Linked DNA regions of Homo sapiens: region 1 is linked to region 2. A link is an interaction called in ENCODE POLR2A ChIA-PET data of the cell type or tissue named here. Cell type or tissue: CD4-positive, alpha-beta T cell. All regions are shown on one strand. Links, peaks and the distances in the headings refer to the core of each region. The heading gives the core; the rest is flanking DNA. Region 1 holds the start of LOC105378005 (a long non-coding RNA gene). Region 2 overlaps AKAP7 (A-kinase anchoring protein 7).

Region 1 (2,804 bases), core at 44-2,543, 160 kb after region 2:
GCACATACACTCCAGGGACTGCTGAACTGTTGTCCCACAGGCCAGGCTGCTGCCCATCTGATATGGAACCCTGCAGAATGTAAACTTCCACCCCCCACAAAAGCCCTGTCAGGTGCAGCACAGACCCCACTAGTGACCTCTTACTACTGGTTTGGGGGGTTTTTAGTTTACAACCCAGAGGCCCACATCAACTCAAGTGGGTACCCACTTGAAAAGGACACTGTAGTCACACATCTCAGATGACATCTCTCTGGCCTGAAATCTCAGTGCTGGAGATGACTTCGCTCCCTGCCTGCATGCCAAGCCCACTTCACCCAGACACTAAAACCTCCACCCAGTTATGCCCATGGGCCTCCTCTCCTAAGGCACAACACAAGCACAAAACATTTTTTGTTTTTCCTTCCTGAACTCGCTGCTTAGCCCATGATCCTAGTGTTTTCCTTGCTCTCTGTTCAAATGTACACCCCTATAATTCTATACCTAAAGAGAAATCTGGTACATGTTAAATTAATGGAGATTATTGCTTTCCCCAGAAGGCATCTGCCTCCCAAAGTGCTGGGATTAAAGGTGTGAGCCCCCATGCCTGGCTGGGGCTACAGTTTATAGGTGCTCTCTAGACACCTCAGCACCAACTTAGAAAGAAAAAACACAGCAGTAGTACACCCTCAAGAAGGGTTATAAACAGGGGCAACAGAAAGTGAGGGCTTAGAGGAGAGCGTAAGGCAGAGAGAAAGAAGAAGCGTTAAAGAGCAAGGCAGAACCTCTTGGGCCCAGGCAGTGAGGCCTCCCTAGGCAGCGTGTATGGTGCCTGCATGCCCCAACCCTGGGATTGCTCAGTGTTCCCCTGCAATGACCTTCTTTATTCCCTTCTGAATGCCATCATCCATCCATTGAGGGCATTTAAGGCCTTGGGAAAATGGATTCAAAACCTGACTCACCATTTTTGTTCTGGCTTCCAGATGCTCAAAAACCCTCCAATCAGTAGGTAAACGGGAAGTTTTGCTTCAACAATCAGGCTCCTTCAGACCCCTGCTGGAAGAAATCAGGACCTTTGAAGGTCTCCAAGTGTTGGTTTGCAGGAAATTCATCTTCTGGTCCAAGGGAGGCAAACACATAGTCTTGGGACCTGGGAGTGGGTAATCTCTGCCTCCACCGGAGGGAGGTAGGTTTTGGTGGCTACTGACCAAGGAGGACTAACTACCTGCAAGCCACTCTCCTCCTGGAGAGACAGAAAACTGATTCCCACTCCACCACACTTAGAATGGATGCAAAGCCCTTACTGTGCCAAAACATCCACATGACTGCTGTCTCCAGCCCCTCTACCCCGCTCGGCCACTCTGCCTGCCTCAGTCTTGTCACTTGCTGTTCTCTCTACCAGGAAATGACTTCACCATATCTGTGCAGGGCTCACTCTCTCACTTCCTTTAGGTCTTTGTTGTAAGATTGCATCCTCAGAGTCCTTCCCTGATCATCCTCCTTACATAGCTCACAGCTCCCCTACCAACCCCTGCTGTATTTCAGTGCGCCTATCTCTGCCTCATATGTTAATTTTTGTTTGTCTATTTGCTTATTTTCTGGGCCTTCCACCTGAGAGTAAACTTCAAGAAGGCAGGAAGTTTATCCACTGCCTTCCCCAGCATCTTGAACACTTAAATATTCAAGATGCTCTCTAAATATTTATTGAATTAATGAATATCATTCTGTTTGCTCTTCCTTTGTTTGTATCAGTTGATGTATGTCGCAGGCACAGACATCTGATAATGTGACTTAAGAGCTGAATGTGGGAAAGTCTTATAACTTAAACTTGGACCATCAGAACCGACACTACAAAAATTGAGCCTCTGGATAGGAAGTATCAATATCGTGAAAATGTCCATACTGCCTAAAGTAATTTATAGATTCAATGCTTTCCCCATCAAGCTACCATTGACTTTCTTCACAGAATTAGCAAAAACCACTCTAACTTTCACATGGAACCAAAAAAGAGCCCGTATAGCCAAGACAATCCTAAGCAAAAAGAACAAAGCTGGAGGCATCACGCTACCTGACTTCATGCTATACTACAAGGCTACAGTAACCAAAATAGCATGGTACTGATACCAAAACAGATATATAGACCCATGGAACAGAACAGAGGCCTCAGAAATAACACCACACCTCTACAACCATCTGATCTTTGACAAACCTGACAAAAACAAGCAATGGGGAAAGGATTCCCTATTTAATAAATGGTGTTGGCAAAACTGGCTAGCCACATGCAGAAAACTGAAACTGGACCCCTTCCTTATACCTTATACAAAAATTAACTCAAGATGGATTAAAGACTTAAATGTAAGACTTAAAACCATAAAAACCCTAGAAGAAAACCTAAGCAATACCATTCAGGACACAGGCATGGGCAAAGACTTCATTACTAAAACTCCAAAAGCAATGGCAACAAAAGCCAAAATTGACAAATGGGATCTAATTAAATGAAAGAGCTTCTGCACAGCAAAAGAAACTACCATCAGAGTGAACAGGCAACCTACAGAATGGGAGAAAACTTTTGCAATCTATTCATCTGACAAAGGGCTAATATCCAGAATCTACAAAGAATTTAAACAAATTTACAAGAAAAAACAAACAATCCCATCAAAAAGTGGTTGAAGGATATGAACAGATACTTCTCAAAAGAAGACATTTATGAGGCCAACAAACATATGGGAAAAAAAGCTCATTATCACTGGTCATTAGAGAAATGCAAATCAAAACCACAATGAGATAACATCTCACGCCAGTTAGAATGGCGATCATTAAAAGCCAGG
Region 2 (2,804 bases), core at 129-2,628:
ATACAAGTAGGGGGCTCTGAAGCAAGGTTGGGGGCCAGTTCTCACCCTTGGCATACCTGCTTCTGTTCTTCAATCCCTATTACATGTGAGTACAGGAAACAGTGTCCATCTTCCAGCTCACACCCTTTGTATCTGCCTGTCTCAGACCCAGAGATGCAAGTGCAACACTCACTGGCTTTGCCTTCTAGAACCCATGGGTAATCTTGCAAAACTGAGCTGATCTTAATGTGCGAGCATCCTGTGACTTCTTTGCTTCCAACCTTGTTCTTTCCTGGGTCCCCAGCTCGATGGGAGGAGATTGAGCACTGAATGGTCACTCTCTTCTTTGTCTCCCTTAACTGGGGAAGGAGCCCCTTAGTTCCTTTTCCCAGTTAAAGGAGTCTGAAAGAGAGTGACTGGGAAATGTGTAGCATGAGAATAGTTGGGAACCAGCTCTTTTAGAATAAAATGAAAGATGGAATAATTAGACCTGGATTATCACTCCCAGGGAAGTAAAATGACCATAAAATATTTACATCTAGTAATTTATCATCATAATCCTAATTTTTCTTTAAAGAATTTCCTATTTCTTAAATTGCAGTGATAGCACTGGGATTAAAAAAAATATTAGTCTTACAAGCTTACTTTAAACCAATTCCTAGTGGTAGTAACTGCCTTTATCTTCAAGGCAGCACTGAGCATTTATTAACAACCAACCTATAGGCCAAGCATTTTTAAATTAGTGATCTTAAGTAATGAGATGCTAGGGAAATCTTGATGACCTGATATTTGATATTCGAGAATGAGAAGCAGACATAGGCCTACTTAGTGAATTCACATGTCTGAGACTCCACGTGGTGGGGACATGGACGTTAGTAGTAGTAATTAGCCTTGGATGAGAGAAGAACAGAAATTCACATATAAATGGGAAACATCCGGCATTGGTAGGTAGAGCTTGTCTAGATTGGGACTAATGAACTACTTTTCAATCTGAAGCCTTCAGGAATAGACAGGCTCCTGCTTCTGCAAATACCAAATGAAAAGCCAACCCACTGTTCTTGAATTTATAGATCCAATTTACACTTGCTCTTTTTAACCAATGGAACTAGCCGGCCCCTGCATGCCAAGTTTCTATGGCAATGTGATCTCAGTGACCTCTCTTCTCTATTGTGGAATGTAGGTGAAAAGAACGGAGGGGAGCCCGATGACGCTGAACTAGTAAGGCTCAGTAAGAGGCTGGTGGAGAACGCGGTGCTCAAGGCTGTCCAGCAGTATCTGGAGGAAACACAGAATAAAAACAAGCCGGGGGAGGGGAGCTCTGTGAAAACCGAAGCAGCTGATCAGAATGGCAATGACAATGAGAACAACAGGAAATGAGCCCGGAACGCAGGCCCCCATGTCTCTGTGCAAAGCCTCCCTGCTTCCCTCTGCTGAGTCTAGGGACTGACTTGCAGCGTGCTGTTTAAGTTAAGTTTCTCTGGTGCAATCTGTGAAGATTGCCTAATACTTTTCATGATCGATGTGTTCGCATTGCTGAAACACAACAGAAGAAAAATGGAGTGCTGGGACTGGCAGAGGAAATTAATTGATGAAAGAAGAATGGCCCAAGTTTCATTCGCCCTCAGCCACGCACAAGGGAAAGGGAACTTTGGGTTATGCCTCCTGGACGCAAATTAAAGGCCGAGAAAGAGGCCTTGCCATCAATGGAATACTGCCATTTATATTGCTTAGCAGGGCATTTGACTACTTTATCTGAGGCCAGAACTCTCACACACAGCTATCAAGTGCTAAGTTTAAAATAATCACTGTTGGAATTGTCATCTGTACAATTAGTCCATAATGTTTCATGTTTGTCCTAAGTGTGCTGTTGCTATGCAGTGTGATCTTTATTTATAGTAAATTATGTTTCATGTAAATGATATATTTTTGGTGAAATGCAACCTTTTCTATAAAATGTGGGCAACATTTTAAAGTTTTTTTAAAATCCTATTTTGATAAGTCAGTATGCCATATTTAATGAAATGTTATTATATAATTTTTTTTTCTTAGGCAAGAAACCTATTGGAATTCGAGACTTAATTAATGAAGCTTTGCATCGAGAAACGATGGGTCTGAAGTCCAAAGTGAAACAGATAAAGGAACTTTTATTAAAGCCTGAGACTCAGGCCAGAATTAGGAGGGAGCTTTTTGAAGGAAGACTTATTAACAACAGTAATTCAGCAAATGACGTTGATTTCAGCACAACTTTGACATAAGCTCTACATTGCGATTGTGACAACATAGCTTATGAAATCTTTTCAGCTTATTAAGTAGCTCTTTGGTAAACACCAAAGAAGTTTCTGATAGTGTCTGCACAACAGCAAACCAACATTTGGTGAGGAATTAGCAATTTCTTGCCAAAGAAAATTGATTCTGCCCAATTATTTTTTGAGCTACACTTGTGTTTTAGAATATCTGTTTCTGTAATATTGAGAGTTATTTTATAGAAATGATTTCTTAATTAGCTGTTGTGAGATATTTCTCGGGTCCTTGCAGAAAAAAACATACAGACTGTGAACAAATCATTCACAAACAGAATAAAACAGAGCCAACAACAGTATTTTAAGGGTCACTTGCCTCCTGTTGACACAATTGTTGCTAAATCAAAAGAAGCGTTGTCCAGGTGTGTCTACATCTAGTGTTACTTTTAATGAGAATTTGAATGTTTATTGAACAATAGTACTTGAATGAACATTTATAAATGTAATTATTGCGATCACTGGTTAAGAATGTTTTATATATCCTTATAATATTTTTCACTGATCAAAATGTTGTTCTGCTTTTTC

Evidence for each region. ChIA-PET counts read pairs that join two places held together with the same protein. Peaks named below come from ENCODE experiments on the same cell type or tissue, not always from the same donor. Only the 100,000 strongest peaks of a DNase experiment are listed, where the experiment ranks them.
Region 1: POLR2A ChIA-PET joins it to region 2 with 5 read pairs; 1 of 35 experiments calls an interaction of 5 or more read pairs at or near these places.

What each region holds. Positions count from the first base shown.
Region 1 is chr6:131,442,428-131,445,231 of GRCh38, forward strand. It overlaps LOC105378005 (a long non-coding RNA gene), which reads right to left and starts at 1,369. Exons shown (of 5, transcript XR_942996.3): 1 at 1,281-1,369; 2 at 939-1,032. In CD4-positive, alpha-beta T cell, for the core only: no CTCF peak of the experiment used is centred there; a DNase peak (open chromatin) is centred at 1,394; H3K4me3 peaks cover 1,569 bases; H3K27ac peaks cover 226 bases.
Region 2 is chr6:131,280,371-131,283,174 of GRCh38, forward strand. AKAP7 (A-kinase anchoring protein 7) reads left to right here. Exons shown (of 8, transcript NM_016377.4): 8 at 1,160-2,804. The coding sequence ends at 1,356. Among named protein-coding and RNA genes, the nearest start is that of AKAP7, 150 kb to the left of the region's middle. RefSeq lists enhancers at 962-1,470, 1,471-1,979. In CD4-positive, alpha-beta T cell, for the core only: no CTCF peak of the experiment used is centred there; a DNase peak (open chromatin) is centred at 1,341; H3K4me3 peaks cover 1,156 bases; H3K27ac peaks cover 2,323 bases.